Regions from separate parts of the Homo sapiens genome. Here region 1 is linked to region 2. Evidence: read pairs that join two places in POLR2A ChIA-PET (ENCODE). Cell type or tissue: PC-3. All regions are shown on one strand. Each heading gives the region's core, and the rest is flanking DNA. Links, peaks and the distances in the headings are about the cores only. Region 1 overlaps PARD3 (par-3 family cell polarity regulator). Region 2 has its middle 67 kb from the start of LINC02635.

Region 1 (15,573 bases), core at 4,821-8,820, 170 kb after region 2:
TTGGGTCGTGAAAGAGGTGGCATCAGAAGGATATGTTTGTTGACAGGGAGACCAGATGCACTGATCCATTTTTTATCCTTTTGCCTTCAGAGCATCCTTGTCTCCTTGAATTCACTGCTGTCTCAGAACCCAGGAGGGCTGTCGGAGCCCTCTCCTGCAGCTCAGCTCCCAGGGGGCTCTCCCAGCAGGCTGGGGCTGTCTCCCAGCCGGCCAGCTCTGCTGGAACTGGAGGAGGCAGCCAGCTGCAATGGGACTGCCTCTTTTTCGTCTTGAAGTGGTTTCAGGTTTCCTCCCTTTCTCCTCTTGGGGTGGGGACGGGAGGCTCTCACCAGCTGTCGCCTTTGTGTTTTTCTCTCTCTCCAGCTCAAGTCAGCTGACACCTTTCCTTTCTTCCCTTCCCTTCTCCATGAACTTGCACGGAGTCGCTGGCGGGTCAGTGTGTAGGAGGGTGAACCGTAGCAGCTGTCCTTGCCTTCCAACTCTGGTTCTGCCCTCCTCCTGACTTATCCTTTCTCCCTTTCTTTGACAGAGATAGGGAATATTTTCCAGCAAGCTTCAGAAAACATTCTATGTGGTATGTGCAGAGAGATCCTCTATGCATAGAATCTTGCACAGGATTTAAGAGGTCAGTGCATGGGGCATTTTCTATCCCCTGCTCCCACTTTATTGAATATCATACTGAACTCAGTAGTTTAGGATGCATTCCTAAGTTTAGGGAAAGCTGTGAGGATCTTTTGATTCATTCTAGAACATTCCAAAGCACCACTGAGGTTGCACAAGGTGGTTCATAGCAATAGGACCGTGATGCTTATAGGGCAAGAGGAGGGGATATCACAGGACCTCTGGGACAGAGGGAAGCACTGAGGCCTTCTGCAACTCTGCAACAAAGTTCCTGTGATCCCCTGCCCTCGCCTCTCTCCCAGCACTCCTGGGATTTCAGCATTTTAATTAATATAAGTCAGGTGGACGCTTATCTTGCTGGATTCCTCAGTAGTACTTGATATGGTTGATCCCTTCCTCATTTCTTGAACAGCCCTCTGGTGCGGTCATTCTTTAACATAAACTTTTTATTTTAAAATAACTTTAGATTTATTAAAAACTGCAAAGATAGTAGAGAGAGTGTACCCCTCACCTCATCCTCTTTGCTAATGTCTTACATCACTGTGATGCATTTGTCAAAATGAACCAACGTTGACTTTAACTAAACTTCAGAATTTATTTGCTGTTCACCAGTTTTTCAGTTAGTGTCCTCTTTCTATGCCAGGATCCAGTCCAGAGGGCTACATTGCATTTAGTTGTCAACTTCATTTTATGTAATAAAAACTTTACCTACATTTCAGTGGTTGGTAATTTTGTTTAAGGAGGTGATCCCTTAAACAAAACGGAGAAAGTGAGTTACTTTCTGCTAGCTGAAGTGTTACTTTACATCCATTTGTAAATTTTTGTTCAGATATATCAATCATTACCATTTACTGAACACCCCCATTTGTGCTTGTTCTGGTTTTATGTTTTATGCTACAATGTGCTCTAAACATTTTAGAAATAAAATTAGCAGTACTTTGTGTGAAGTGGCAATAGGCTTCCTCCCCTTGACCCCTTCTGTCCCCTTATTTTGAGACAGGGTCTTACTCTGTCACCCATCCTCCCCCTGACCTCTTCTGCCCTGTTTTTTTAAGACAGGGTCTCACTCTGTCACCTAGGCTGGAGTGCAGTGCGGTGGCGTGAACACAGCTCACTCACTGCAGCCTGGACCTCCTGGGCTTAGGTGATCCTCTCAGTTCAGCCTCTCTGGTAGCTGGAACCGCCGATGAGTGCCACCATGCCTGGTTAATTTTTAAATTATGTGTAGAGATGGGGTCTCCGTATGTTGGCTTTTCTTCCATTTTAATGAGGTATTTTAATGAGGTAGTGATGTGCTGTGGAGCTTATTAAAAATGGGATTCTGAGGCCATGTGAGGTGGCTCACACCTATAACCCCAGCACTTTGGGGGGACCCCAAGACGAGAAGATCCCTTGAGGCCAGGAGTTCCAGACCAGCCTGGGCAATATAGTGAGACTCCATCTCTAAAATAAAATACAAACGAAAATGGGATTCTTCCTGTCTGAGTAGATGGATCTAGTACCAGCTTTCCCAGGACTAGTGGTGCTTATAAAATCCTGATCATTCCCTCCAGCTATCTTATTAGAAGTGTTTTCCTTAAAGTCATACATGCATGTATCATGTAGGATGGTTAGTCTAGCATATGTGTGTTTGTCTTTGGTGGTGGGGCAAGAGTGGGAGAAGAGGAGGTTGTATTTCTTCGTAGGTTAAAATTGGCTTTAAAGACAGAGAAAGAATAGAGTAGAAAATATTCGAGGGTATTGCCTGTAGTAAGACCCATATCCTGTATGAGGCAGTCCAGAGTCTCAGCTTTTTCAGCAAGACGCCCCCATCTGCTGTTGCCTTCTTCCTCCTGGGCCTTTGCCTAATGGGCCCTTTGCTGTGGGCATTCTCAATGGCAGTTCTGAGAACCACCTGCGGGCCCAGGCGTCCCTAGCGTGGTGTGCTGTGTTCTTGTGTTCCTACTTTCCTAGATGTTTCATGCTGGTTTGCTGTGTGTCTTAGTTCATTCGTGTTGCTATAAGAAAATACCTGAAGTTGGGTGATTTATAAAACAACAGATTTATTTCTCACGGCTCTGAAGGCTGGGAAGTCCAAACTAGGTGCCAGTGTCTGGTGTGGGCCTGGATTCTGCTGCTAGGTTGGTGCCTAGCAGCTGAGCACTCACGTGGTGGGGGAGCCGAGGGCCCTTTTCTAAGGCTAATCTCCTTCTAAAGGCACCTCCTCTCTACTGTTGCGTTGGGGATTAAGTTTCAGCATGAATTGTGGAGGGGACACAAATGTTCAAACCAGAGCACTGTGGTTTTGCCTCCCCCAAATAGAATGCTCATTGTGGGAGGGGATAGGATTTTCACCTCTGTGGTAAAATCGGCTCCATAGTGTTGGGCAGACGTCTTTCTTAGTCCTTGTTGGGGTGGAGGTAACCGCACCACTTCAGCTGTCCTTTAAGGCAAAATGTAGCCAAGCACCTGAGTGGAGCTTTTGGCTTCTGACTGTTGTTAGTGGAGAAGTGGGAAATCTTCCTTGCCTGAGCACATAGTTACAGAATAACCCTTGGCTCCTGTTGAAAAGTGAAAGGCACATTGTATGCATGAGATACCTTTGACCTCACCGACTATTTGCTCAACCACCTAAATAAACACCCCGTATTCTTGGGACCAGGTCAATACTGCAGACCCCTGCTTCTCTCCGTCCCCCTTTCTCCCCTTCACCCGCTTTCTCATTTCTGTTTCTGTAACTGTGTCTTGCTGTTCTCAGTTGGGATTGTGGAGCATCTCAACCGTAAAAGGGGAGGGAGACATGAGTTTGTTGCTTCTGACCTTTTGGGATGTCTAAAGTCACCTATTTTGGCCAGGCATGGTGGCTCATGCCTGTAATCCCAGCACTTTGGGAGGCAGAGGTGGGCAGATCACTTGAGGTCAGGAGTTCAAGACCAACCTGGCCAACATGGCGAAACCCTGTTTCTACTAAAAATACAAAAATTAGCTGGGCATGGTGGCGCATGCCTGTAATCCCAGCTACTTGGGAGGCTGAGGCTGAGGAGAATTGCTTGAACCTGGGAGGTGGAGGTTGCAGTGAGCCTAGATTGCACCACTTCACTCCAGCCAGGGCAATAGAGCAAGACTCTGTCTCAGTAAATAAATAAATAAATAAATAAATAAATAAATAAATTAATTAATTAATAAAGTAACCTATTTCCAACATTTTGAAATAACTCTTTCTTCAGTGTAGTTGTCACTTTCTTTATGAACACAGACAGTGGTGCGGATTCAAGTGATCTATTTTTGTTTCATTTCTTTTATAGCTTTGTCTGCTGATGAAAAAAAAATTTAGCTAGGTGTGGTGGCATGTGTCTGTGTTCCCAGCTATTCAGGAGGCTGTTGTGGGAGGATCACTGGAGCACAGGAGTTTGAGGCTGCAGTGAGCTGTGATCATGCCACTGCACTCCAGCCTGGGTGACAGAGCAAGACCCTATCACCAAAAAAAAAAAAAAAGGGCCAGGCGCAGTGGCTCACGCCTATAATCCCAGCACTTTGGGAGGCCGAGGCAGGCGGATCATGAGGTCAGGAGATTGAGACCATCCTGGCTAACACGGTGAAACCCTGTCTCTACTAAAAATACAAAAAATTAGCGGGTGTGGTGGTGGGCACCTGTAGTCCCAGCTACTCGGGAGGCTGAGGCATGAGAATGGCGTGAACCCGGGAGGTGGAGCTTGCAGCTAGCCGAGATCGCGCCACTGCACTCCAGCCTGGGCGGCAGAGCGAGACTCTTGTCTCAAAAGAAAGAAAAAAAAAAGTAACAAGTTTGGTGTGGTGGCTCATGCCTGTAATCTGAACAATTTGGGAGGGCAGAAGGATTGATGACTTGAGCCCAGGAGTTTGAGACCAGCCTGGGCAACAGAGTGAGACTCTATTTTTATTACTCCAAGAAAAGTGTCATTACACAAGTGGAGTGTATACCATATATATAAAAAATATTTCTGTTAAAAATGGGATTATACTACAGTACATATATTGCATTGCTGAAATGATTACAGGCAAAGTGTACTGATATCCGCCACTTACTTTAAAAGGAATAAAAAATAAGGGGGGTTGTTTCAAATTTTTTTTCCTTTTATACTGCAAAGGGCCTGATGAGAATCTTTTCAGATAAATCATTGCATATATCTACTTTATTTTCTTACGGGAAAGTTTGGAAGCCCATGTGGGTAGGTTAGCCCATTTTGATATTCATTGCTGATGAAGCCCAGGAGATGGAATGCTTAATATAAGCCAGATTTTGGGACTGGCAGCAGATCTGTTGTGTTGGAACAGATCATTCAAGGAGCAGGGACAGAACTTTGAATGTGGTTAGTTGTATTGGGGTTCAATGTCAGATTGAGTCAGAATTTCAATTTGCAGCTAGTGAGAAGTCCTGTAATCGTTATTGCATATTCCATAATATCTTGTCATATGAACCTATCATAACTTTATTCCTTTAATGAAAAGAATATTTTCTCAAATTTTCTGCTGTAAATAACTAGTGCTATAGCATCTCTACAGCTTTATTCTTGTGTATGGAAGCTACGAGTAGCTTAGAGCAAAAGAAACATACAACTTATGTCTTATTATTGACAAATTGCCCTAAAAAAGATAATTGATCTCTCTCGTGAATACTAGGTTATCTACTTATTATTTTCTGTTGTCCGTTTGGATATACTCAAAAAGTGCTACATCATCATTGCCTTAATTTCCCTTAGCACCAGGGAATTTTACTGTTTTCTCACATGTTTACATCCTTTTCTCAGAATTTCCTATTAATTTATCCATTTTGCTCTTGGGGTTTTTTTTTTTTTTTTCCCATAAGCCCTTTGTAATAGTAACTTTAAATGCAGTACACATTGAAAATATATTTTCTGTATTTTGTCTGCTGTTTAACTTTTTAAAATGGCATATACCATACTTTGTACAGAAATGTTAAACTTCCTGGCTTTTGGGTATTAACATCTAGTGTCTTGCTTAAGAAGGCCTCACCTTAAATTGCAAACATATTCTCTTTTTATATCTAATAGTTTAAAATTAATGAAAGAAAGCATTTTGAATCTAATCTTGAATTCATATGGGATTGATTTTGTATTTGGTAAGGTAGGGACCTAATTTCTTCCCCACACTCCTCCAATAGGAAAGCCAGTTGTTTCAACACAGCATGTGAAGTTTTTTGTTTTCTCTTTTATTTTAAAAATGCCCCATATGGGCCGAGGTGGGCGGATCACAAGGTCAGGAGATCGAGACCATACTGGCTAACACAGTGAAACCCCGTCTCTACTAAAAATACAAAAAAATATTAGCCGGGCATGGTGGCGGGCGCCTGTAATCCCAGCTACTATGGAGGCTGAAGCAGGAGAATGGCGTGAACCCAGGAGGCGGAGCTTGCAGTGAGCTGAGATCGCGCCACTGCACTCCAGCCTGGGCGACAGAGCGAGACTCTGTCTCAAAAAAAAAAAAAAAAAAAAAAAAAAAAAAAGGGCCCCATATATTTGTTATATGTGTAATCTTCAATGATGGGAATTTGGCAGATTTTCCAAGTGCAGAAGTGTATCACTCACATGCCTTTTTGTAGTGCTTTGTTGATATAATGAATTTACTTTTTAGTAGTTGAGTAACTGATAAGGCATTATAGTAAAAGTTTTTTAAAGGATTTTTTTGAACCTGAGAAATAAGTTTTAACATTCTAAATAATAAATTAGGAGATTAGGAAACATTAAAACCATATGGTTACTTTTTACACTTTTTTTTCTGAATAAGTGATTGTTATGTTTGGGGTTAATTTTGTCAATGGGAAATAAGTATAAAACAGCTTTGTTCTTTCTATGACTGCTTATGGTAAAAAAAAAAAAACAGCTTTGATTTTACTTTCGCAGAAGCATAATTTACTCTCTTCTTTTGTGAATTGGTGTTAGCTTTATATTAGGAGTTTTGAGAAAGATGGTTTATATTAATTTTGAGTCTGCTTTCCAGAACAAATACCTGATAAAAACTCTAACCATGGCAGGGTGCGGTGGCTCACGCCCATAATCCCAGCACTTTGGGAGGCCAACACCAGCGGATCACCTGAGGTCAGGAGTTCGAGACCAGCCTGGCCAACATGGGGAAACCCCACAGATCTCAAACCCCGTCTCTACTAAAAATATAAAAATTAGCTGGGTTTGGTGGCACACGCCTGTAATCTCAGCTGCTTGGGAGGCTGAGGCAGGAGAATTGCTTGAGCCCGGGAGGAGGAGTTCGTGGTGAGCCGAGATGGTGCCACTGCACTCCAGCCTGGGTGACAGAGTGAGACTCAATCTCAAAAGAAACAAAACAAAACTCTAATCATGTTTGTCACTAGTTGTTTTTTTAAGCTGAATAATTTTTCTTTTTAATCACAACGTAGAATTATGTTTGTATTGGAATCTTGGACAGCTGTTAGTGAATAAAATTTTTATTTAAATTTTGTCTTAAAGCATTTTTGGAAGAGTGATTGTAAGGGACTTTCAACACATTCTAATAGTCACTGTCAATGATACTGGGAAAATTCTACTTCCATTTGTAATCAGGAAATGACTAGTTAATCTTCACTTGGTTAGTCATGCTTTTGTGGATGGTGATTAACGGTGTTAACTTTGAACTTTGGTATAAAGTGTAAGTAGAGGCAGGCAAATATTTCATTGTAGTAGTGAGACTTTTATGTTTTCCATTGATAGAGGTGAGCTTCTTGTTTCCTTGTCCCAGACCCCTTTATTTTGATATCACCTTGTTTCCTGTAGAGGGCAGAAGAGAGAGGGAGTTCAAAGAGAGGGTGGGAGGTGGGGAAGAGACACTAGACTGGAGTCTTCATAGAGGAGCTCCTCCGTGGGTCCCTCGTCTGCCTGGTGCCCGATGGCTGTCCCTCATGTTGCTATTTGTAGTGGCCTTCCAGTATGTTCCTCACACTGGGTGTGAGTATTGCTGAGGGAGGTATGGGTTTGTGAGGGGTGGTTTTCCATTTATTTGAAGGCTCAACTTTCGTATTGCAAAGGCAAATATTATGGCGTAACGTAAATTCTATATGAATTTTAACTCATTTACCTATTTATCACCGATTAATCAATTACTAATTATTTATTATTGATTGATTGATTGTCTTGCTCTGTCCTCCAGGCTGGAGTGCAGTGGTATGATCATAGCTCACTGTAGCCCCAAACTCCTGGGTTCAAGCAACCCTCCCGCCTCAGCCTCCCAAACAGCTGGAACTACAGGCACATGCCACTATGCCCGGCTAATTAAAAGAAAATTTTTTCGTAGAAATGGAGCCTTGCTGTGTTGCCCAGGCTGATCTCAAACTCCTGGTCTCAAGCTGTCCTCCCACCTTGGCCTCCCAAAGTGCCATTATAAGTGTCAGTCATTGCACCTGGCCTGTATGTATTTTAAAAATAAAATCAAGATATCTCACAAAATACTTCAAAGACAATTTGTATGGGTGGGGGTGGACAAAGGGATTAGTGCAGTTTACTTCAGGCCTCCTACCCTAGAGTGTCTCCATTTTACTACTTTTGCATGTACTTGAGAAGACCTGCATTGTGAGGCTTAGCTGTACTTTTGTTAATGTGACTGTTTTGTAGTTTAATGTTTTCAGAAGATTGCGTTTCTTTTTTTTTCTTACCTTTCAATAAGCGTTCTCAGGTTGAAAGAGTGCATATCTCAATGATGGTATGTAATGTTTTCATCGAATAGCCCTTTGGCAGCCGGCCTTTTAAAGTTAGAGACAGGGAAAACACCCTGCTGTCATATATTTTTCAAGAAAAGATTAATAGCTGTGATTCATTCTGCAAATAGCTATTCTTTTTGAGAGTTAGTCTTGCAAAATTTCTTCCCTTCCTTTTATTGTTGTCCTATCAATTCTGAGAAACTGAGAAAAATGAGCCTTGGGATTATTTCTCATTATACTTGTCTCACTGAATTTAGTGGGCTTATTTCTTCACTCCTCTCTTGTAAATATTTGCAGACTCATTACAGCATTTGCCTTTCCTGTGATTTAAATTAAAAATAAAGATTTTGGTAAGCTGTATGTGGCATGATGAAAAAACTAGGAGACTGTGGAAGAAGGAATTAGGAGATGGGAATGTTGGATATTGCTATTCAACTACTATTTGATTGTGAAAAAAATTACTTCTTGATTTTTGAACTTCAACTTTTCTCAATTGTTGGTGACCTCTAGAGTCTTTGCAATCCCTTTAAGTTCTGTGATTTTAATGGCAAATAAGTACTTTTATTTTACGACCTCAAAAGTGTGGTCATTTTATGAGAAACTTTATAGGACATGTAGCTATAGGTTTTTGTGTTGCTTTCAGACAAACTTGGAATGATAGTTCAGGTAATGTGCTAATCACTACAAATTTGTCTAGTCAGCGCTAGAGCAGCAAGTGTAACTTTTATAGCTGTCCATGTCAGTGGATTGTGTAAAGACTAATAAGACTTGAAAAGACTAAGAGGTAGTGAACAGCTCTCCAAATGAGTTGATTGAAGTCTGTAGGCAACTGAGGGTCTCATATCAGAATACATTTTCTTTGCATACATTTTATGCCATGCAAGTTGAAACTCAGGCCTGCTCTGTAGAAGAATTCCTAAAAGAAGATGTCTTAATTTTATATTTTGACTTTTTTTCTGATTTGGAAGATCATTATAAAGGTGAGAGAAAACAGCGTAAAAAAATTGCTCATAGCGTATTCAACAGATGATTATAATGATGACTTAATCAAGTATGCACAAATATCTTTATCATATGGAAACCCTGCCCGTAGAAGTTTGTAGCTGTGAAATTCTTAAGTTTGGGGCACAATGTTGTGTACTTACACTAATAGAGCTATATAACCGGGTCAAATTGTGGGTTGGTTTAAGAATTTCACAAGAGAAATGAATAGTTGTGGTTCTTTCCTTGTGTGTATGCGCTCATTAAGGCTGCTGGAATCCTCACAGCGTCTACTCGCTTTGCAGGACCTAATGGAGTACGTTTTTCAAATTTAAATTTTTATTAATTTCAATTTTATTTTATTTTGGAGACAGAGTCACCTTGGCTGAGTGCAGTGTTGCAGTCATAGCTCACTGCAGCCTTGTACTCCTGTGCCCAAGTGAGCCTCCCACCTCAGCCTATCCAGTACAGGTAGGACTACAGGCATGCATCATCACACATGGCTAATTTTTAAATTTTTTTGTAGAGACGATGGCTTGCCGTATTGGCCAGGCTGGTGTACAACTCCTGGGCTCAAGCCATCCTCCTTCCTGGGCCTCCCAAAGTGTAGGGATTACAGGCGTGAGCTCCTAGCCATGGAGTATATTTTGAAGACTGCCTTTGGCTTCATCTTGTTTTTTTAAAAATTGATTTCCCCTGATTTCTATATTATTGTTAAAAAGTAGTCCTGCATTATGTAAATTTATAGCTGTACAGTGCAGTTTAAAGTTGGTGAAAACTTTTCAATCTGCAAACTCATTAATTTCCAGGTCTGGTTAATTTATCCTTTAGGAAAAAAAAAATTGGATTTTGGAGAGAGAGAGGTGAGATTTGTAGATGCGTTGCTTTTGTATACCATCCACTTCTCTTTATATATTGTTGGATTTAATTTGGTGATATATTGTTGCTGATTTTTGTACCTTAGTTCATGAGGGAGAAGATGTATACATATTTGTCTGATTTTGGTATCAGGTTTATTTTGGCCTTTATAAAATATTTTAGGTGAGGATATAGCCCTGAGACATTATTTTATTTTATTGAGCATTTTAAGAAACACACTAAAATTCTTAATGAATTGCTCTTTAGGTCTGGTTCAGGCTATAAAACCTATTAAAATTCTCCAAAGCACATTGTTGAAAGCCCCTGATTTCTAGGGGAGGGAGGTGATGTTGGATGTGTTTTTATCGGAAGGAAGGATCTTTCCTTCTCTTTCCAATCCGTTTAAATTTAATCTCTCCCTGGGGATGCATCACAGATGCGTACACAACAGCCAGGAGTGAAGTACAAGGAACTCCTTGGACCATGGTCAGATTACTTTTCCGGCTCCTCCAGGAGACTGCTCGCTGCATAATGAAGTTAATTTGTGTGTGTAATTTCCTTAGTGGATTTTTAATTAAGTGGAAACTTTTGGGGCACTTGTCAGGTTCATTTACTGTAGGAGACCCTTCTATATTAAATCAAGTTCTACTATTTATAGATGTTTAGCTTCCATTTTACATGTAGAATCCTTCAAATTCTCACAACAATCCTTTTTTATAGCATCATATCTTATCTTATCTTTTTTTTTTTTTTTGAGATGGAGTCTTGCCCTGTTGCCCAGGCTGGAGTGCAGTGGTGTGATGTTGGCTCACTGCAACCTCCGCCTGCTGGGTTCAAGTGGTTCTCTTGCCTTAGCCTCCCGAGTAGCTGGGATTACAGGCACCCACCACCACGCCTGGCTAATTTTTGTATTTTTAGTAGAGACGGGGTTTCACTGTGTTGGCCAGGCTGGTTTTGAACTCCTGACCTCAAGTGATCCGCCCACCTCAACCTCCCAAAGTGCTAGGATTATAGGCATGAGCCTCCACGCCTGGCCAATAGCATCATATCTTTAAAAGCGTAGGCTGCATTCAGCATTTTAAGGATTTATATTCATAGTCACGCGCCGCTTAAGGAGGATTCATTCTGTGAAATGAGTTGTTAGGCAGTTTCATTGTGCGAGCATCATAGGGTGAACTTACACAAACCTAGGTTGCAGAGCCTACTGCACACCTCGGCTGTGTGGTCTAACCTGTTGCTCCTGGACTGCAAACCTGTACAGCCTGTTACTGTCCTGAATACTGCAGGCAGTTAGAACAGAGTGGTACATAGTTGTGTTTCTAAACATATCGGAACCTAGAAAAGGTACAGTAGAAATACGGTATTACAATCTTATGGGACCACTGTCTGTGTGCGGTCTGTTGTTGACTGAAATGTTATGCAGTACATGGCTGCATGAGATTAACTTGATAATTTTGCCTGATATGAAACCTAGAATATTACATTAAATATGAGAAACCATTTAAAAAACTAATGTACCTCCTGAAAATTTGGACTTTTTGACTGCTACATCTAGGTAATGAGAAACAAAAGGCAAGTACAGAAATGGTTGTATTCTGCTGGGCAATAAAAGCCTTTTACTGCTGCTTGGGATGACTTCATCCAAATTGGGAGCACTTAGAAATAGACAACAATGTGACATATTTACTGGAAACTGATTAGCAGCATTAGGACAAACACAAGTGTGTCAGTTTAAAGTGGAGAGTACTTTGAGGTGCATATTTTCCATTTTTATTATTCATCTGTTAGGGCACATTTCAGGGTTGAAGAGAGGTTTGGTGTTTTTTTTCCTGAAGTGCCCCTGCGTCATTGCAGTTCTGTGAAAGTATTCAAGATGTGGGACTAGCTGGCTGCTAATGTGACTATTTTTCTAAATTACAAAAACGTTCAGAAATGACATTTAGCGTCAGAATCCTTTAGATACTTTATTTGCTATTTAATGTACAGGCTTCCTGAAGAATATTTGTATGTATTTGAAGCAGTATATAATTTTGTCAAATATTCAAGAGCCTAAATTTGAGTGTTTTCTAAAAACAGTATTTTATTACATATGGTAAATTTGGTAAATTCTTAACTAGATAGAAAATAGAGAATAAAGGGCTTTTACTCTGTGTTTTTCTTGCCTACAGATTCATCATACATACTGTGAAGCCTCGAAATGCCTAGAGTCTAATAAATTAGACTTAATATACCTACTTGTTGATCCAGAATGCATTGCAAGGATCTTGTATTGTCTCCGGGTTGACATGTTGAATGTTGCTTGTCAGATATCGGGTGCTGAAAAGGCCTGTGCCCAGTATGTGGTAATGGTTGAGTCTGGAGGGGTTGGATGGAAGTGGTGTGTGTGTGTGTGTGTGTGTGTGTGTGGCGGAGGGAGGGGGTTGCATACTTGTGTTTCACCTGCGTGCGTGCGTGTGTGTGTGTGTGTGTGGTGGAGGGAGGGGGTTGCATACTTGTGTTTCACCTGCAGTAGGGAAACCTTTTCATTCTCCAGCAGGCCGGGGTTTCGTAACAGGGCTGGAGGAATGTTATTCTGGCAACAGTGTGTGTGATTGGGAATGGAGAGATGAGAGACCGGGAGCAGAAAGAAAACCTTAAAGGCTTCAAAGTGCCTATAAATCATTATGTATATAAACTTGGACTGTTTTTTTTGTTGTTGTCGTTCAAAAAAAAAATAAACATAGCAATCTCTCATTGCTGTGCTCAGACTTGCTTCAGTTAAATAAATTTTGACTACAGAGTACAAGGTGGTAGTTCTTTGTGCTTGCAGGTGTCAGCAGTCTGGAAGGACTGATGTACTTTGGGTCCTATGAGGCTTGCCCTGCCTGCAGGGAGAAGGCTAGAACACATTGTTTTAATGATGTCTGTCATGGCCAGCCTGAGAAATTGAGAAGATGCTGCATAAAACGTGGGAACGTGCAGTGCTTCCTGAGACCTGGGGAGCCTGGGCCAGAGCAAGCTTGTATGCCGCCAGTGGCAGCTGTTCCTTAGATAGGGTTCATGCTCTCAGGCTTGCAGGCACCCACTCATCCTGTCCCTCATTTACCTGCCTGGCTCCCATAGGCTTATGAGCTTGTGACTCTTGAGCCAAAGTCTTTAAACATATTGGAAGGATGGAATCCCCCACCACACAGGGTGCAGAGGGAATGGATGCTTTGTGGGCTCTAAGGATAGTGTAATGGTAAGAGCAGTGGTGCCTGTAGATCTTGTACTTCCCCTTTATTTTACAGGTTGGGGAATAGGCAGAGCTTTTATTTGTCTGAGCTTACCCAGCTGGTTATTGGCAAAGCAAAGACTGGACTTGATTCCCTGTCCACAGAAAAGGGTAGAAAGTTGCTGACAATAGAGGGCTCTGTGGTCAGAGGAGAAGTTCAGAGGTCTGTGCTCAGAAAGGAGAAAGTATAAAGATGTAATGCTGGCCTTTCCTTATACATATGAGACAGAAAAGACCCCCGCTCCCGCCTCCCCCCACTTTTTTTTTTGGAGATGGAGTTCACTCTTGCCGCCCAGACTGGAGTGCAGTGGTGCATTCTCAGTTCACTGTAGCCTCCACCTCCTAGGTTCAAGTGATTCTCCTCAGCCTCAGCCTCCTGAGTAGCTGGGACTACAGGTGCCTGTCACCACGCCCAGCTAATTGTGTATGTGTTTGTGTGTGTGTGTTTTGAGACAGGGTCTCACTCTGTCGCCCAGGCTGGAGTTCAGTGGCACAATCTTGGCTCACTGCAACCTCTGCCTCCTGGGCTCGAGCGATTCTGCCTCAGCCTCCCGAGTAGCTGGGATTATGGGTGTGTGCCACCACGCCTGGCTAATTTTTGTATTTTTAGTAGAGATGGGGTTTCACCATGTTGGCCAGGCTGGTCTCAAATTCCTGACCTCAGGTGATCCACCCTCCTTGGCCTTCCAAAGTGTTGGGATTACAGGCGTGAGCCACTGTGCCCGGCTAATTTTTTGTGTTTTTAATAGAGACACAGTTTCATCATGTTGACCACGCTGGTCTTGAACTCCTTAACTTAGGTGATTCACCCACCTCCCAAAGTGCTGGGGTTACAGGCATGAGCCATCGTGCCTGGCCAAAGCTTTTGTTTTAGTAAAACATGAACTCGATTTGTTCTAAGTATAAAAGTAGTTATAGCCAAGAGCTTTAGGAAGTTATATGGCATCTGTTGATGGTTAAAAGACATGTTAGGCAGAAATCCTTGTGGTGCTAATTGATTACCTTTACACTCCCTTAAGTCTGGAAAGAACTTTAACCAAATGGCATTCTAAAGACATGTATGCTTAGATACTGCAGTTATCTGTTACATGACTGAGAACGTGGGATTAAAAAAACAACAACACACAAACGCATTCACTCAAGACAGTAGAACTAGTCCACAGCAAGCAAATAATGTTTTAGGTGTAGTAAAGTATCTGCCTTTTTGCAAAGTAACTTTTGTTGTTCAGTTGCAGTCCTGGTGTTAGCTACCCAAGCTGGCTGGACATTGTGTCATCTGAGTTTCTTTCTAATTCACTTGTTCTTGGTTGGAGTGTTGTGTAGTTAGTAAAGCTCGCAGGTGTTTCTGATACAGCCAGGATTGAGAACCACCATGTATTCCCTCATTCCCTTTTGAGATAGATTGACACTAGATATTGTGCCCCCCCAAGGGTAGATTTTTACGATGAATAACACTACTCCTCACAGTTGAGGAAGTAGGGACTGTTGTGAAAATCCTGGCTTATCAGAATGGCAACGAATACTTAGCAGTGACTGAATGCCTTGAGCTATTCGGAGAGCTTGAAAAGTTTTGACTGGGCTGGGCGTGGTGGCTCACACCTGGAATCTTAGCACTTTGGGAGGCCGAGACAGGTGGATCACCTAGAGGCCAGGAGTTCAAGACCACCTTGGTCCAACATGGTGAAACCCCATCTCTACTAAAAATACAAAAATTAGCCAGGCGTAGTGGCAGGCATCTGTAACCCCAGCTACTCAGGAGGCTGAGGCAGGAGAATCGCTTGAACCTGGGAGTTGGAGCATGCAGTGAGCTGAGATCACGCCACTGCACTCCAGCCTGGGCGACAGAGTGAGACTCCGTCTCTCTCTCTCTCTCTCTCTGTCACACACACACACACACACACACACACACACACACACACACACACAAAGTTTTGACTCATTCAATCCTTTTAACAATTCTATGAGTAAGGGACTCTTGTTACTCACATTTCTCAGATGAGGGAAACGGGCAGAGAGAGGTTAAGTCATTTGCTCCAGCTATGTCCAGTCTTCACTGTTAATTCCTAGGCTCCATTGCTTGTACTGAATGAGCTGATGCTTCCTTCATATTTGTAACTAATCAGCTCACTGAGCGGATTTTAGAAGCTCTAGCATTTCTACTGCTCCAGCATTTGCTCCG
Region 2 (15,573 bases), core at 6,556-10,555:
TATTTATTTTTAGATGGAGTCTTGCTCTGTTGCCCAGGCTGGAGTGCAGTGGCATGATCTCATCTCACTGCAACCTCTGCCTCCTGGGTTCAAGAGATTCTCCTGCCTCAGCCTCCTGAGGAGCTGGGATTACAGGCATGTGGCACCATGCCCGGCTAATTTTTTTGTATTTTTAGTAGAGAAGAGGTTTCACCATGTTGGCCAGGCTGGTCTCGAACTCCTGACCTCGTGATCTGCTCGCCTCATCCTCCCCAAGTGGTGGGATCACAGGCATGAGCCCCCGTGCCCGGCTTCCCTCCCCTCCCCTCCCTTCCCCTCCCCTTCCCTCCCCTTCCCTTCGTTTCCTTTCCTTCCCAAAACAGGGCTTTGCTCTGTCACCCTGGCTGGAGTGTACTGGTACAATCATAGCTCCCCACAGCCTAGAACTTGGGAGCTCACATGAACCTCCTGCCTCAGCCTCCATGCCTGTCTAATTTTAAAATTTTTTGTAGAGACCGGATCTTACTATGTTGCACAAGCTGGTCTCAAACTCCTAGGCTCAAGCAATCCTCTCTCCTCAGCCTCCCAAAGTGCTGGGACTACAGGCATCAGTCATCACGCTTGGCCAACCATGTGAGTTTCTTTATCATGCTAGAGTAATTTGGCCATATGGAGGCTAATTTGAAAATGCATTAAGATGAAGCTACGGATGATAATTTTTAATTAACAAGAGAAATGAGTTGTTCTTTCTCTTTTCCAAATCATTCCACAAGCCAATCCCTCACATGAGGCAGGTGGTCGGCTGTCAGGGACAAAGATGCACTAATGAGAAGCCGACATTCTAGACTTCCAGACTATGGCTGACGATGACAATGTCTAACACTACCCCTAGGATTCTGTCTAAGGAGTTAATTAAATGTCAACCAAACAGCCTCCCTTGGGAAATAACAACCCACACAACCCACAGAATCAGAGAAAATGTCTACAAATCACATATCCAATAAGGGGCTTGTATCCTGAATATATAAAGAACTCTTACAACTCAACAATAAAATAGAGCTGTGTGTTATTTCAAAGAGCTGGAAATAAACTTTTTTTTTTTGTTTTTGAGACAGGGTTTCACTCTTGTTGCCCAGGCTGGAGTGCAATGGCGTGATCTCAGCTCACTGCAACCTCCCCCTCCTGGGTTCAAGCAATTCTCCTGCCTCAGCCTCCCAAGTAGCCTGGATTACAGGCACCTGCCACCATGCCCAGCTAATTTTTTGTATTTTTAGTAGAGACAGGGTTTCACCATGTGGGCCAGGCTGATCTCGGACTCCTGACCTCAGGTGATCTGCCCACCTCAGCCTCCCAAGGGCTGGGATTACAGGCGTGAACCACCTTGTCCGGCCGGACAGAAACTTTTGAAGCGGAAGCATCAAGGTAGCCTTCTCAACCATTCCCTTTCCTAGGATCTTGTATTTTTCATGCCTCTTTGCCATGGTTCACATTCAGACATTATGTGGATCCTACCACTTTGTGGCATGGGGCAGAGCTCACCAAGTCCCTTCTGGCTGGGGCAGGCCTGGAGTGGGGGATTTGGGGCTCTGGTGGTGATGGGAGAGCTGGAGAGGCCAGGAAGGGCAAGGCCAGGCAGTCCTTTCTGCAGAGGGAGAGTTCCCACAGCAGATGCCAGATGCCTCATCCCACTAATTCCAGGATGGGGCTGCTTGCATCACCACACTGTCCACTCACATTCACCTCTGAACATCTTAACTTTCCCAGAATGTCCTCCTCATACTGCACTCACTATTTTGTACTATTTTTGTTTTTTTATTTGTTTGTTGAGACATGGTCTTGCTCTGTCACTCAGGCTGGAGTGCAGTGGCGTAATCTTGGCTCAATGCCACCTCAACCTCCCCGACTCAAGTAAACCTCCCACCTCAGCCTCCCGGGTAGCTGGGAATACCAACATGCACCACCACGCCTGGCTAATTTTTAAGTTTCTTGTAGAGACGGGGTCTCACCATGTTGCCCAGGCTGGTCTCGAACTCCTGGGCTCAAGGGATCATCCTGCCTCGGGTCCCAAAGTGCTGGGATTACAGGTGTGAGGCACTGTGCCCGGCCTTGTGCTATTTTTGAGTTAGGCTGTTGATGGAAAGTCAGCAGATACTGTTTTCTGTTTCATAGTGATGCTTTGGACTTCCATTCTGCTCACTCATTTTATATCTCCAGAGATGGTATTTAGAGAGCAAGGGCTGGACACTTGGCAGACGCTCCGTAAACACAGATTGACTGATTGACTGATTGGTTGATTGATTATAGGCTCCCTGCTCTCTGCTTAGGTCTTGGTGGCAGAGCTAAGGGTAAATGCATCCATCTGACGGGGGGGGGGGGCGGGTGGGGGGGGGGGGCGGGTGGGCGGGGGTGGGAGGAGTGTGCTTTGTAAATTTGGAGAGTGGGCTGTGCTGCAACTGGCTTAAAGGTCTAGAAAACCAGCCAGGTACGGTGGCCCACGCCTGTAATCCCAGCATTTGGGAGGCTGAGGTGGGCAGATCACCTGAGGTCAGGAGTTCGAGACCAGCCTCACCAACATGGTGAAACCCCGTCTCTACGAAAAACACAAAAATTAGCCAGGTGTGGTGCCGCACACCTGTAATCCCAGCTACCTGGGAGGCTGAGGCAGGATAATTGCTTGAACCCAGGAGACAAAGGTTGCAATGAGCCAAGATTGCACCACTGCACTCCAGCCTGGGCGACAGAGTGAAAGTCAGTCTCAAAAAAAAGGACCAGAAAACCACTTCATCGGCTGGGAATGGTGGCTCACACCTATAATCCCAGCAATTTGGGAGGCTGAGGCGATTGGATCACTTGAGGTCAGGAGTTCAAGACCAGCCTGGCCAACATGGTGAAATCCTGTCTCTACTAAAAATACAAAAATTAGCTGGGCGTGGTGGCAGGCACCTGTAATCCCAGCTACTAGGGAGGCTTAGGCAGGAGAATTGCTTGAACCCAGGAGGCAGAGATTGCAGTGAGCCGAGATGGCACTACTGCACTCCAGCCTGGGCGACAAGCAAAACTTCGTCTCAAAACAAAAAGAAAAACAAAATGAAAACCATTTCATCTAAGAGATTCAGCTCTGAGTGATGAAGGGTTGTATGATCAAGACCAGAGAAGCATCAAAACACTTACAGCCTCAGGATGAAAATGTCATGGGGTTGCCAGGGGGTGGGCAGCAGAGTTCATTTGTAGCAGCTCCCGGGCTGCTCTGCAATGTTTTGTGGCTCAGGGCCATGTGTAGCCAAACAAAAACAAGTGTTATAGGCCTGCTGGTTTCTAGCTGAATTCACTATTCAGAAATATGGCCAGTTTTTTCCCCCTATGAGCTTCATAGTCTCCTACCACAAAGAAGCTAGCAGATTCATGGATTTGAACTGCACTGAGAAAATATAACTCTGCTGGTATTCTTGAACTTGCAGTGTTTGTCTTTAGGTTTTTTTTTTTTTTTTTTTTTTGAGATGGAGTCTCGCTGTGTAGCCCAGGCTGGAGTGCAGTGGCACGATCTCGGCTCACTGAAAGCTCTGCCTCCCAGGTTCACACCATTCTCCTGCCTTTGCCGCCCGAGTAGCTGGGACTATGGGCGCCCGCCACCACTTCTGGCTTATTTTTTGTATTTTTAGTAGAGACGGGGGTTTCACCGTGTTAGCCAGGATGGTCTCGATCTCCTGACCTCGTGATCCCCCGGCCTCAGCCTCCCAAAATGCTGGGATTACAGGTGTGAGCCACGGCACCTGGCCTTGTCTTTAGGTTTAATGTTAAACATTGAGGATACAAATTTCATTGTAAGTCAGAGACATTTTTAGCTGCCGTCCCTGCAGTTGGAGCTGACTCAGCAGACGTATGGTTTTTGATTTACTGTGCCTGGCAAAAGTTATTATACTGAGGCATGTACTTTATTATAAACTTTTCTTGTATAATAACAGACAATTTGGCCAGGCTAATTGCTAAATTAAGCTCATCCTAGTCAAGCTCAGCTGATTCATTTAAAAGGTTATTGACCATTGACATTTTTACAAGTGTTTAATCAGACTAGTAAGTACTCTTAAAATGGAAATTTTGTGACAAACACACTCTAAGCTTGATAAGTAAAAATATGCACCATAAAGCCCCACCCACCACCCACAAAAAGAAAAATTATAGCATATACATATATACACACACATCACCTTTCAGCTGAAATCCTATAATTTGTTACATATGATTATAGAACAAGAACAAATAAGAAAATGGTTCAGGCTCTGATGAAATTTTAATAATAAAGTATGTTAGAGTGGCCTGTAGCATGTTTAAATAAAGCTTAAAAGAAAATCACTCTGCCCTGATAGGTAATAAATGTAGAAACACACACCCTTGGCTGGGAGTGGTGGCTCACCCCTGTAATCCCAGCACTTTGGGAGGCCAAGGTAGGGGCAGATGACCTGAGGTTGGGAGTTCACGATCAGCCTGGCCAACATGGTGAGACCCTGTCTCTACTGAAAATAATTAGCCGGGCACGGTGGCAGATGCCTGTAGTCCCAGCTACTAGGGAAGCTGAGGCAGGAGAACCGCTTGAACTCAGGAGGTGGATGCTGCAGTGAGCCGAGATCGAGCCACTGCACTCCAGCCTGGGCGACAGAGCGAGACTTTGTCTCAAAAAAAAGAAAGAAAGAAATACACACCCTATTTTGTGTTTTCAAATGAATAAAATTCAGATGCAAAGGACTTCACCTTGAAGAGCCAAGGCCTTTTTTAGCTATCAAAGATATGGTCCTTTTGCAAGGAGATTTCAAAATCCATGCCACATATACCTGAAAAACATGAAGGCTTAATTGGCTGGTTTTCCTTATGTGATAATAAAATGATCTGTTCTCTAACCTCTCATTTTTATGCTTGGCAGGAATGTGACTGTACTCGAACCAAAAAGACATCTGCTAGCAATTTGCAGTCTCAGAGCAGCCCACGGTTTTATGGAGCTTCATCTGAAACTCTGATTCATTTTTGAAAAAGTTAGCTAATGCAAGTGGGGGTGAGGGCAGCCGGCTCCTTGCTGGGGGATCGGCAGAGGAGGAGTTGTTTCCGCCAGCCCAGGTTACAGTTCTGTGCTCTGTCTCCCAGGGTCTGTCCTGATGAACTCAGGGTTTCTGGGCTGCCCCAGAGTGGGCAGTGGTAGGTGGGAGGTGCCTGTGTTGGGCCTGAGATTTGGTGCTGAGAATTTGGTCTCCTGCTTAGCAGTCCTACTTTTCATTTAATTCAATTTTTACTCCTGTCTTACTCTGACAGATGGGTATATTCTACTTGATACAGAAAGTTTACAAACTCATAAAATTGGAACCGTACACGCATATGCACACAAGTGCACACACACACACGTGCATATGTATGCACACTCACACATGTGCATATGTATGCACACTCACACATGTACCCTGCAATTAAGGGAAAAGCAGCTCAGGCCTTGGCCTCACACAGAGAGGGCTTCCAATCCAGTTCAGTTACTCAGAGCTCTGTGACCTTAGGGAAATGAATTAACTTTCTCATTTCCTTATTTAGAAAATGAACATCATAATGCCTGCTTTGATGGAGATGACATGATATATGTAATGCTCCTGGAACAGAGGACAGTATTATTTTATATGGCCGGTGTACTTCTTCCTCCTGTCCCCCCTACTTTGTGCTATTTATTGGAAGATCTATTTTAGGTCCTGATGTTTGCACAGACCCATTCAGAGGACAGATTTGGAAATCTGGACAGATTTTCTTTTTCCTGTTGCCAGAAGGAAAACAAATGATAAGCCTGTTTTAGGTCTTACTTGTGGTGCAGTTTCCTCTCCACCTAAATATCTGCACGAGCCTACAGTGGAAAGAGATGAGCTTAGGCTGGGTGAGATTGGGAGCATTGCTTAATTGCTTTGAACTTGAGTTTGTTCAGATAGAAACCAAAGAAATTAATATCTAACTTGCAGGACCATTTCCATAAGATAAATAATATATGTAATACAAATGGTTGTTGCTTTTTACTCTCATATTGCCTAGTATTTTTTTCTCTTTTATTTTGTATTAGGAATTCAATGTGGAATCGCTTAATATTTCTTTTTCTTTCTTTCTTTCTTTTTTTTTTTTTTTGAGACAGAGTTTCGCTCTTGTTGTCCAGGCTGGAGTGCAATGGCACTATCGTGGCCCACTGCAACCTCCGCCTCCCAGGTTCAGGCGATTCCCCTGCCTCAGCCTCCCGAGTAGCTGGGACTACAGGCGCGCACCACCACGCCCAGCTAATTTTTGTATTTTTAGTAGAGACGGGGTTTCACCATGTTGGCCGGGATGGTCTGGATCTCTTGCCTCGTGATCTGCCCGCCTCGGCCTCCAAAAGTGCTGGGATTACAGGCGTGAGCCACCATGCCCAGCCTCCTAACTCTTTATAAACCAGAAAACATTTCTTAGAACTCCCTCCCCATTCCCTCTTATTTTGCATATGGCCAGAAATGGGCACAACCACGTCCCTAGATAAATCACTGCCTGGGGGAATGGAGCCATTAGAACTGGCTGAAAATGCTGAGGTTTGCCTCTGAGCCTTAGAGGAGATGTGTGGACACCATGACAAAACTAGGGCTTTCCCAGCAAAGGAGAAATTGGGGAGTGGCGGTGGCTGGCCGTGCGGCATGTGCGTCGCACCAAGTGACATGCTCCAGTTTGCTTTGGAAGCTTTTCTGTTCTTGTGAAGGTACTGATGGCCTTTCCCTGTTCCCCTTGCAGATGAAGTGGGAGTCCCTCAGTCCCTGACATTTCCCCAGCCTCACAGAGACGTGCAGAGGCCACTGATCGTGACGTGAGATCTGCCTTCAGTGGCTCCCTGTGGCCAACAGGCGGGCTGCGTCAACTGTCGGGCACCAGCCTCGTCCTCTTCGACATGCTCCGTGCATCCTGACAGGGTGGTCTGTAATTTCAGCCTCAGAGGTCAGGCTCTCACGCCCTTCCGAGTGGAGTGCCTCGGCAGCGGGTTGTTATTTCAGGACGCCGAATCAGTCTCAACACTGGGGGCCAAGACTCTTCACAAATGTGTCTTCCGGGGAAAGGTTTATCCACCAGGACGCCCCATGTGTTTGTGAATCTGACTTGGGAATCTCCGGTGAAATGAGGTCCATTTCAGTCATATCTGTTCTTATGGTTTAAACTCCGGCTAACATTTCTTTATCTCGAGTGTCTGGATGAGATGAAGGCTGTAGGGCTTACAATACATATCCAGCAACGCTAAGGCGTCTTGGAATTTTGGTGGAAAAGATGATGCGAGCCATCACGATACTCAGAGCAATTCTCCTGTCTTTTGAAAAATAGAATTTGCTTCCTGCCACAGCCCCAGGTGTCCTGATCAGATTAGAAGTACTCCAGTTTATGTCCAGCCCAGATTTTGAAAACTGATCTGCTGTGACGATCTCCTGGTTTTCTAATTTGCATGTCTCCCTGCTTCTACCCAATGTGGTGAAGGCCGCTGCAATCACCCAGCCCCATCCGAGGGAAGGCAGGGAAGGCGGATGCAGGCCTGGGCAAGTGCTCTGCAAGCTTGCTCTCTTTGTGTCCTGGATGAAGTGAGCGTCTCTCTTCTAATCCATGTAGACTCAGCATCTAGGAAGAAGCAAGAGTCGATTCTTTGTAATACAGGCTGAAAATCTCCCAATCCTTTGCTTCCTACCTTGTTTTTATCTATAAACTTGATTTTCGTTTCCTCTGAAAATTCCCCATCAAACCAAATCCTTCTCCCCTAATTCCTCCCTGCATTTAACACGATTCACCTTTGCCTGTGTGTTGTAGGATAAACAGCCCGCTGCCTCAGTGAGAAGAATGACAAACAGAATAATTTAAAAAACAACCAACTGACAAATCTGAACAAGCTTTGGTGGTGAGGACCCGATTAATTACACTTGTCCACACCCAAGCTTGGCAGAAGGGGGTGCCCTGGGAATGTCTGCAGAAGCCAACCCCGTGCCTGAGGGGTCAGGGGTCAGGGTTGACAGCCCTTCCCTGAAGCTGGATACTCCCAGCCCGGGAGTAACTCCAGCCTGAAAGAGAACTAATTGAGGATGCTTCTTCTAAAGGTAGTGACTGCTATGTTCTGTCTGCTGGGTTCCCTTTAGAGTTCATGGGATACATTCCATCCAGTTGCAGGGCAAAGAGAGGGCCTTGGGGTAACCATTAGTTCTAGGCATGGAAACCTGGGCTTACAAGCAAGTGCTCAACCGGGTGCAGCCGAAAAAGGGAGAAATCCTGGAAATACAGGATAGTCGAGTTCCTCCTGGGAGCTTGGCAGTCATGATTTAGACAACATGCACCTAAGAATATGCTGATTTTACAAATACCTCAGCTAACTTGTGGTAGAAATACCAGATACCATGTGGGTCCCCAGCTGCAGTACTAATAGGCTAGGCTGCCTATTGAAGCCATCAAAAGTCACTTACACTGTGTAATATGGGAGACGCCAAATGCTTACTAGGCCCCCCACCCCAATGTCCTTCCTCTTAACAGGACACAATACCTCTAATGCCTGAATCTTTTATTTAAAGGAGCTAAAAGTGAAGGAAGTCCACAATTAAAACACAAATATGGGCTGGGTGTGGTGGCTCATGCCTATAATCTCAGCACTTTGGGAGCCCAAGGCAGGAGAATCTCTTGAGCCCAGGAGTTTGAGACCAGCCTAGTCCACATAGCAAGACCCCATCTCTGCAAAACAAACAAAAAATACACAAATGTGTTACACCGAAGGGCATCACAGAACCCCATAATCATCCATTAAAGATCACTGGAAATGTTGTTTATCTGAGGAGGCAGCTAGTCATAGGGGGGACCTCTTGAATAAGGGCCAGGAATCTCCCAGTTTTGAAGGAAGGTTCTGGAACTCTCTGGTAGTTTCTTTCTTTTTTTTTTTTTTTTTTGAGACGGAGTCTTCCTCTGTCACCCAGGCTAGAGTGCAGTGGTGCGATCACGGCTCAGTGTGCAACCTCTGCCTCCTGGGTTCAAGTGATTCTCCTGCCTCAGCCTCCCGAGTAGCTAGGATTATAGGTATGCACCACCATGCCCAGCTAATTTTTGTATTTTTAGTAGAGATGGTGTTTCACCATGTTGACCAGGTTGGTCTTGAACTCCTGACCTCGGGTGATCCACCTGCCTCGGCCTCCCAGAGTGCTGGGATTACAGGCGTGAGCCACTGTGCCCAGTCTCTCTGGAACTTTCTGATACTATATAAAAAGAGGCAGTAGGAGCAGTGAATGGCCTTGTGCTGCCTGCTGAAGAATGAACCCACGAAGGAATGTGCATTAAGGGTGTGGTGTTGGGCAGCTATCTGGGAGAGGAACACGGCCATTGGCTGATTCCAGGTCCAGCACCCAGGGTTCACCTGAGGCAACTGGTCCATACTCGAAGTTGTGTCAGATTGCATTTTCTAAACAGTGGTCACAAAATTGTCCCCACATTATTCCCATGTAATTTTTTGAAAGTTATTTGTTTCTTATGATTTTTGCATTAATACATGAGATGCATTTGTAGTTTTCTTGGTTGAAGTGTGCCATCTCAGGTTCTGAAATCAATGTTATATTTCATAAAATAATTCAAGCATGTTCCTTCTTTTCTACATGCTAGAACAATTTACACAGAATTGAGTACTACCTGCTCTTTAAAGATATCTTAGAATGCCCCTGTGACACTAGTTGGGCATTTCTGAGGGAACTCTTTGGCAACTTTTTCTCTTTGTTGTATGAGAATCAGAATGCTTTGATTTTTTTTCTTTGGGATCCATTTTGCTAAATTATATTTTCCAAGAAAATTGTATTTTTCATCCAAGTTTTCAAATTTTACTTTCATGGAGTTGACCAAAGTATTTCCTTATGGTTGTTTTAATTTAATATAGTTTCGTGGTTTTCTCTTAGTCTTTCTTATTTTGTACATTTGCATTTTCTACTTTTTTTTTCTGTATTAAGTTAGCTAGTGCTTTTCTATTCTTTAATTCTTTTCCCCAAAGATTCAGTTTACTTCTTTTTTTTCTGTTTTCTAATTCACTAAGTTAGAAAGTTCTGTTTTTATTTTTATTAATTCATTCTTTCTACATCCCTTCAGTTTATTTTATTGTTCTTTTTCTAAGCTAGATGCTTGGTTCATTTGGTTTTTATTTATTATTTATTTAAGTATTTAAACCTATGAATTTATCTTCCACTACTACCTTAACACTATCTCATAGATTCCAAGGTGTGGAAAATGTATTGTTTTTGTTATTTTTATTTTCTAGAAGTCCTGTGATTTAGGTTAATATTATATTTTGATCCAAGAGTTAAGAAGAATTTCTTTAAATTCATATAGGATAAACTTTAAAGATGTTCAGGTGAAAAGGAATTTTTGTTATCTGTTTTTAAAAATTAATTTATCATTTTATTGCATTGTGACCAAAGAAGGCTGCCTATGCTGTTTCTATGTTCTGGAATGTATTGAGGTTTTTTTCGTGGCCTCATATGTGGTCAGTTTTCCTGAATGTTCTATTCTTGAATATTCTTGAAATAAGAATATGCTCTATGTGTAGAGAATATGTATATATATATATGAACGATCATGTTTAACATAGATTATATGAGAGTTCTATATTATTGATTTCATTTTTATTAATTTGATTTGTCATAGACTATAGAGTCAGGAATGAAACCAGCGTGATTCTGTTTCTTTCTCCTTTTGTATCCTGTAATTCCAAGTTTATGAGTGCCATTGCATTGTTATTTGGTACTCAGTTATTTATAACTATTATATCATTATATCTTCACTGTGAATCATACCCTTTAGCATTACAAGGTGTTTTTATTGGTCTTACTTAATCTTTTTTTTTTTTTGGCCTGAACTCCAATTTACCTAAAATTAAATTAAAGCCATGACCTGGCCGGTCACAGTGGCTCATGCTTGTAATCCCACCACTTTAGTAGGCCAAGGTGCGTGCATTACCTGAGGTCGGGAGTTTGAGACCAGCCTGACCAACATGGAGAAACCCCGTCTGTACTAAAAAGACAAAATTAGCCGGTGTGGTGGTGCATGCCTCTAATCCCAGCTACTTGGGAACCTGAGACAGGAGAATCACTTGAACTTGGGAGGCAGAGGTTGTGGTGAGCCGAGATCGCGCCATTGCATTCCAGCCTGGGCAACAAGAGCGAAACTCCGCCAAAAAAAAGAAAAAAACCATGACCTTTGCTTTCTTCTGGTGCACTCTCCCTTAATACAGCTTTACTCATCTTTTCATTTTCAATATTCTGTTCTAGTTGTGTTTCAGGTAGAGAGAATTATGTTTTGCCTTATGATTTAACTTAAAAATATTTTTCTCTTAGTTGGGATGCTAACCCCATTTGTATTCATAGATGTGACTAAGGTATGTTTAGTCTTAGATCTGTTATATTGTTTTCCATTTTTTTAAAATTTGTCTATTTGCTTTTGCTTTGTTTTTTATATGTAGTTCTTCTGATATTTAGAAAGATTAGTATATTTAGAAAGATTAGTATATTAGTATATTTAGAAAAATTAGTATATTTTTTCTAGTAGACACCTTTATAATAACTTTATTTTATTTTGTAATTTAGTTTTTATTTTTGTTTTTATTTATTTTTTTTTGAGATGGAGTCTTGCTCTGTCACCCAGGCTGGAGTGCAGTGGCGTGATCTTGGCTCACTGCAGCCTGCCTCCCAGTTTCAAGTAATTCTCCGGCCTCAGCCTCCCAAGTAGCTGGGACTACAGCCATGTGCCACTATGCCCAGCTAATCTTTTGTATTTTTGGTAAAGATGGGGTTTCACTGTGTTAGCCAGGATGATCTTGATCTCCTGACCTTGTGATCCGCCTGCCTCAGCCTCCCAAAGTGCTGGGATTACAGGAGTGAGCCACCAAGCCCGGTCCTTATTTATTTATTTTTTTAGATGGAATCTCACTCTGTTGCCCAGGCTGGAGTACAGTGGCACAATCTTGGCTCATTGCAACCTCCACCTCCTGGGTCCAAGCAATTCTCCCACCTCAGCCTCCTGAGAAGCTGGGACTGCAGGCGTGTGCCACCATGCCTGGCTAATTTTTATATGTTCCAGTAGAGACTGGGTTTCACTATGTTGGCCAGGCTGGTCTCAAACTCCTGACCTCAAGTGATCCACCCACCTCGGCATCCCAAAATGCTGGGATTATAGGCGTGAGCCACTGCTTCCGGCTATAACGATACATTTTTTTTTTTTTTTTTTTTGAGACAGAGTTTCGCTCTTGTTGCCCAGGCTGGAGTGCAGTGGTGCGATCTCAGCTCACCCCAACCTCCGCCTCACAGGTTCAAGCAATTCTCCTGTCTCAGCTTCCCGAATAGCTGGGATTACAGGCAGGCACCACCACACCCGGCTAATTTTGTATTTTTAGTAGAGATGGGGTTTCTCCATGTTGGTCAGGCTGGTCTCGAACTCTCGACCTTAGGTGATCCACCCACCTCGGCCTCCCAAAGCGCTGGATTACAGGCATGAGCCACCGCGCCCGGCCAACCTTTGTTCTTTTAATATGTTTACACTTTTGTTACTTGAGCTGTCAATTTTAGTATCAGTCAGGGTCTAGAAAAACAGAAACCCCACTAAAGCCTTTAAAGCTTTAGGTTTTAAAGGCTTTAGGCTGGGCGTGGTGGCTCATGCCTGTAATCCCAGCATTTTGGGAGGCCGAGGCGGGTGGATCACCTGAGGTCAGGAGTTCAAGACCAACCTGGGCAATATGGTGAAACCCGTCTCTACAAAAATACAAAAAAAAAAAAAGAATTAGCTGGGCGTGGTAGCATGGGCTTGTAGTCCCAGCTACTTGGGAGGCCGAGGCAGGAGAATCGCTTGAACCCAGGATGCGGAGGTTGCAGGGAGCTGAGATCGTGCCATTGCACTCCAGCCTGGGTAACAGAACAAGACGCTGTCTCAAAAAAAAAGAAAGAAAGAAAAGAAAAAGCAACAACAACAAAAAACTAATGATTGACTTTAATTCAGGAAATTGGCTACATGGGTGGTAGAAGAGTCAAGAAGCCAAATGAGACCGGGTAGGAACCCACAGATTAGTAACACCAGAAAGCCATGACTTCCTCTAGGTGGGTGGGAGAAGGTGGTGTGACTGTTTGGGGACAGGGGTTACCTGGTAGTAGCTGTGACCTAAGAAAAATGTGTGGGCCGGGTGCAGTGGCTCACACCTGTAATCCCAACACTTTGGGAGGCTGAGGTGGGCGGATCGCCTGAGGTCAGGAGTTTGAGACCAGCCTGGCCAACACGATGAAACCCGGTGTCTACTAAAAATACAAAATTAGTGAAACTCTGTCTCAAAAAGAAAAGAAAAGAAAAGAAAAATGTTGTGGGGTAGGAGCTTTAGCCCCAGAGGCAATGCACCTGCTACTGGCAATGTTGCCCAAGCTTCTCTCCTTCTTGTCACTTTCCAGTTGTCCTCTTGTGTCTTGACATGGCTGACCCAGAAAAACAACAGGAGACACAGGAGCTATGAAACACAGCTTGCAGGGCCCAGCCTTCTCTTGACACTGATCAGAGCAGCAAAGGGGTGAGGACTGGATCTGAGGGCAAGGGGGCAAAGGACCAGGTTTAAATGGTACCCTTTGACGACCAGTTTCTACTTTTTTTTTTTTTTTTTTTTTTTGAGATGGAGTCTTGCTCTGTCGCCAGGCTGGAGTGAAGTGGCGCGATCTCAGCTCACTGCAACCTCCACCTCCCAGGTTCAAGCAATTCTCCTGCCTCAGCCTCCCAAGTAGCTGCGACTACAGGTGCACGCCACCATGCCCAGCTAATTTTTATATTTTTAGTAGGGAGGGCATTTCACCATGTTGGCCAGGATGGTCTTGATATCTTGACCTCGTGATCCATCCAGCTTGGCCTCCCAAAGTGCTGGGATTACTGGCGTGAGCGACAGCGCCCAGCTGACCAGTTACTACTGATGACATGTTCATGAGCTTATCCTCCTTCTTACCTCATTTCCCCAATCACTGTTTGTGTCGGTGGCATCCTTTCTGCATTGCCAAGCATATGCCATTTTCAGTCTGTTCTGTCACCCTCCTTCCACCCCATCTGTTTTAGTCTTAGTTCCGTGGCTCTGGATATTCAAGACCCACCCAGAGTATCTTACCCTCATTACTCCAATTATTTCTTACTCAGCTAAAATAGACACCCTATTGTCCTTAAGTAGTCCTTAAATAGTGTCCTTAAGGATGACACAAGGATCAATATACTCTGCATCTTGGCCGGGTGTGGTGGCACACACCTATAGTCCCAGCTACTCGGGTAGCTGAAGCAGGAGAATCGCTTGAACCCGGCAGGGCGGAGGTTGCAGTGAGCCAGGATCGCACCACTGCACTCTAGCCTGGGCGACAGAGTGAGTGACAGACACTGTCCCAAAAACAAAACAAACAAAACAAAACAAAACAAAACAAAAACTGCATCTCTAGACTTACACCTAAGGACAGTTAGGCTCAGCAGGCCGCTCTTGTCCCTTTCTTTCCTTAAATATCTTGTGAGTGTTGTTCTACTGTTTAATATGGGTTAAAATAACACACAAAGGAATCCAAGGCCAGCCTGAGTTTTCCCCTTTTGTAAATAACTAGATTTTTGTGTGCTGGGCTGCCCAAAAAAGCCTATCATTTCATTAAAAGTTCAATGACTTTTCTAGAATATTTGTCTATGACTATTTGGGGTCAATTTTCTTTTTTTGTATCTGTGACAGGGTCTTGCTCTGTTGCCCAGGCTGGAGGGCAATGGCATGATCATGGCTCACTGCAGCCTCAAACTCGTGGGCTCAAGTGATCCTCCCGCCTCAGCCTCCCAAAATGTTGGGATTACGGGCGTGAGTAACCACGCCAGGCCTGGGTAATTTTGATTGACTTATCTTGCATTTCATTTAGTCTTTCCTCTGATGAGATTTTCTATTTGCTGAGACTTTCTTCAGTTGAAAACATGTGTCTTTTACTTTACTGACAGTAGTTACAATATCTACTTTAAAATCCTGTCTGTGAGTTTCAACTGGGTTCAAATTGGGATGTGGCTTGATTGATTCTCTTTTTTCTTGAGAATGAATTCCATTTTCTCTTTTCTTTTTCTTTTTTTTTCTTTTTTTTTGAGAGAGTCTCGCACTGTCACCCAGGCTGGAGTGCAGTGGCACGATCTCAGCTCACTGCACACTTCGCCTCCCAGGTCCAAGGATTTTCCTGCCTCAGCCACCTGAGCAGCTGGGACTACAGACACATGCCACCACGCCCAGCTAATTTTGTATTTTTAGTAGAGACGGGGTTTCACCATGTTGGCCAGGCTGGTCTCAAACTCCTGACTTCAGGTGATCCACCCGCCTCGGCCTCCCAAAGTGCTGGGATTACAGGTGTGAGCCACCACGCCTGGCCAAATTCCATGTTCTTGATTCTTCATATGACAGGTAATTTTGGATTGATCCTGGAATTCAAATATTAAATTGTGGAGATTCTGGATTCTGTTATTTTTCTCCAATGCGTGTTTTTCCCCCTTTGTGTTAGTAGGAAATTTTAGCGTGAAGAGTATCTCTTGGATGGTAGCTGTGTTCTCAGT

What was found. ChIA-PET counts read pairs that join two places held together with the same protein. Peaks named below come from ENCODE experiments on the same cell type or tissue, not always from the same donor. Only the 100,000 strongest peaks of a DNase experiment are listed, where the experiment ranks them.
Region 1: POLR2A ChIA-PET joins it to region 2 with 5 read pairs; 3 of 35 experiments call an interaction of 5 or more read pairs at or near these places.

What each region holds. Positions count from the first base shown.
Region 1 is chr10:34,724,853-34,740,425 of GRCh38, reverse strand. The region is part of intron 1 of PARD3 (par-3 family cell polarity regulator); the gene reads left to right. Among named protein-coding and RNA genes, the nearest start is that of PARD3, 83 kb to the left of the region's middle. RefSeq lists an enhancer at 2,638-3,138. In PC-3, for the core only: CTCF peaks have their summits at 7,380 (motif pointing right) and 8,793; DNase peaks (open chromatin) are centred at 7,195 and 8,345; H3K4me3 peaks cover 1,213 bases; H3K27ac peaks cover 2,660 bases.
Region 2 is chr10:34,898,117-34,913,689 of GRCh38, reverse strand. No RefSeq gene overlaps it. Among named protein-coding and RNA genes, the nearest start is that of LINC02635, 67 kb to the left of the region's middle. In PC-3, for the core only: a CTCF peak has its summit at 7,948 (motif pointing right); a DNase peak (open chromatin) is centred at 8,259.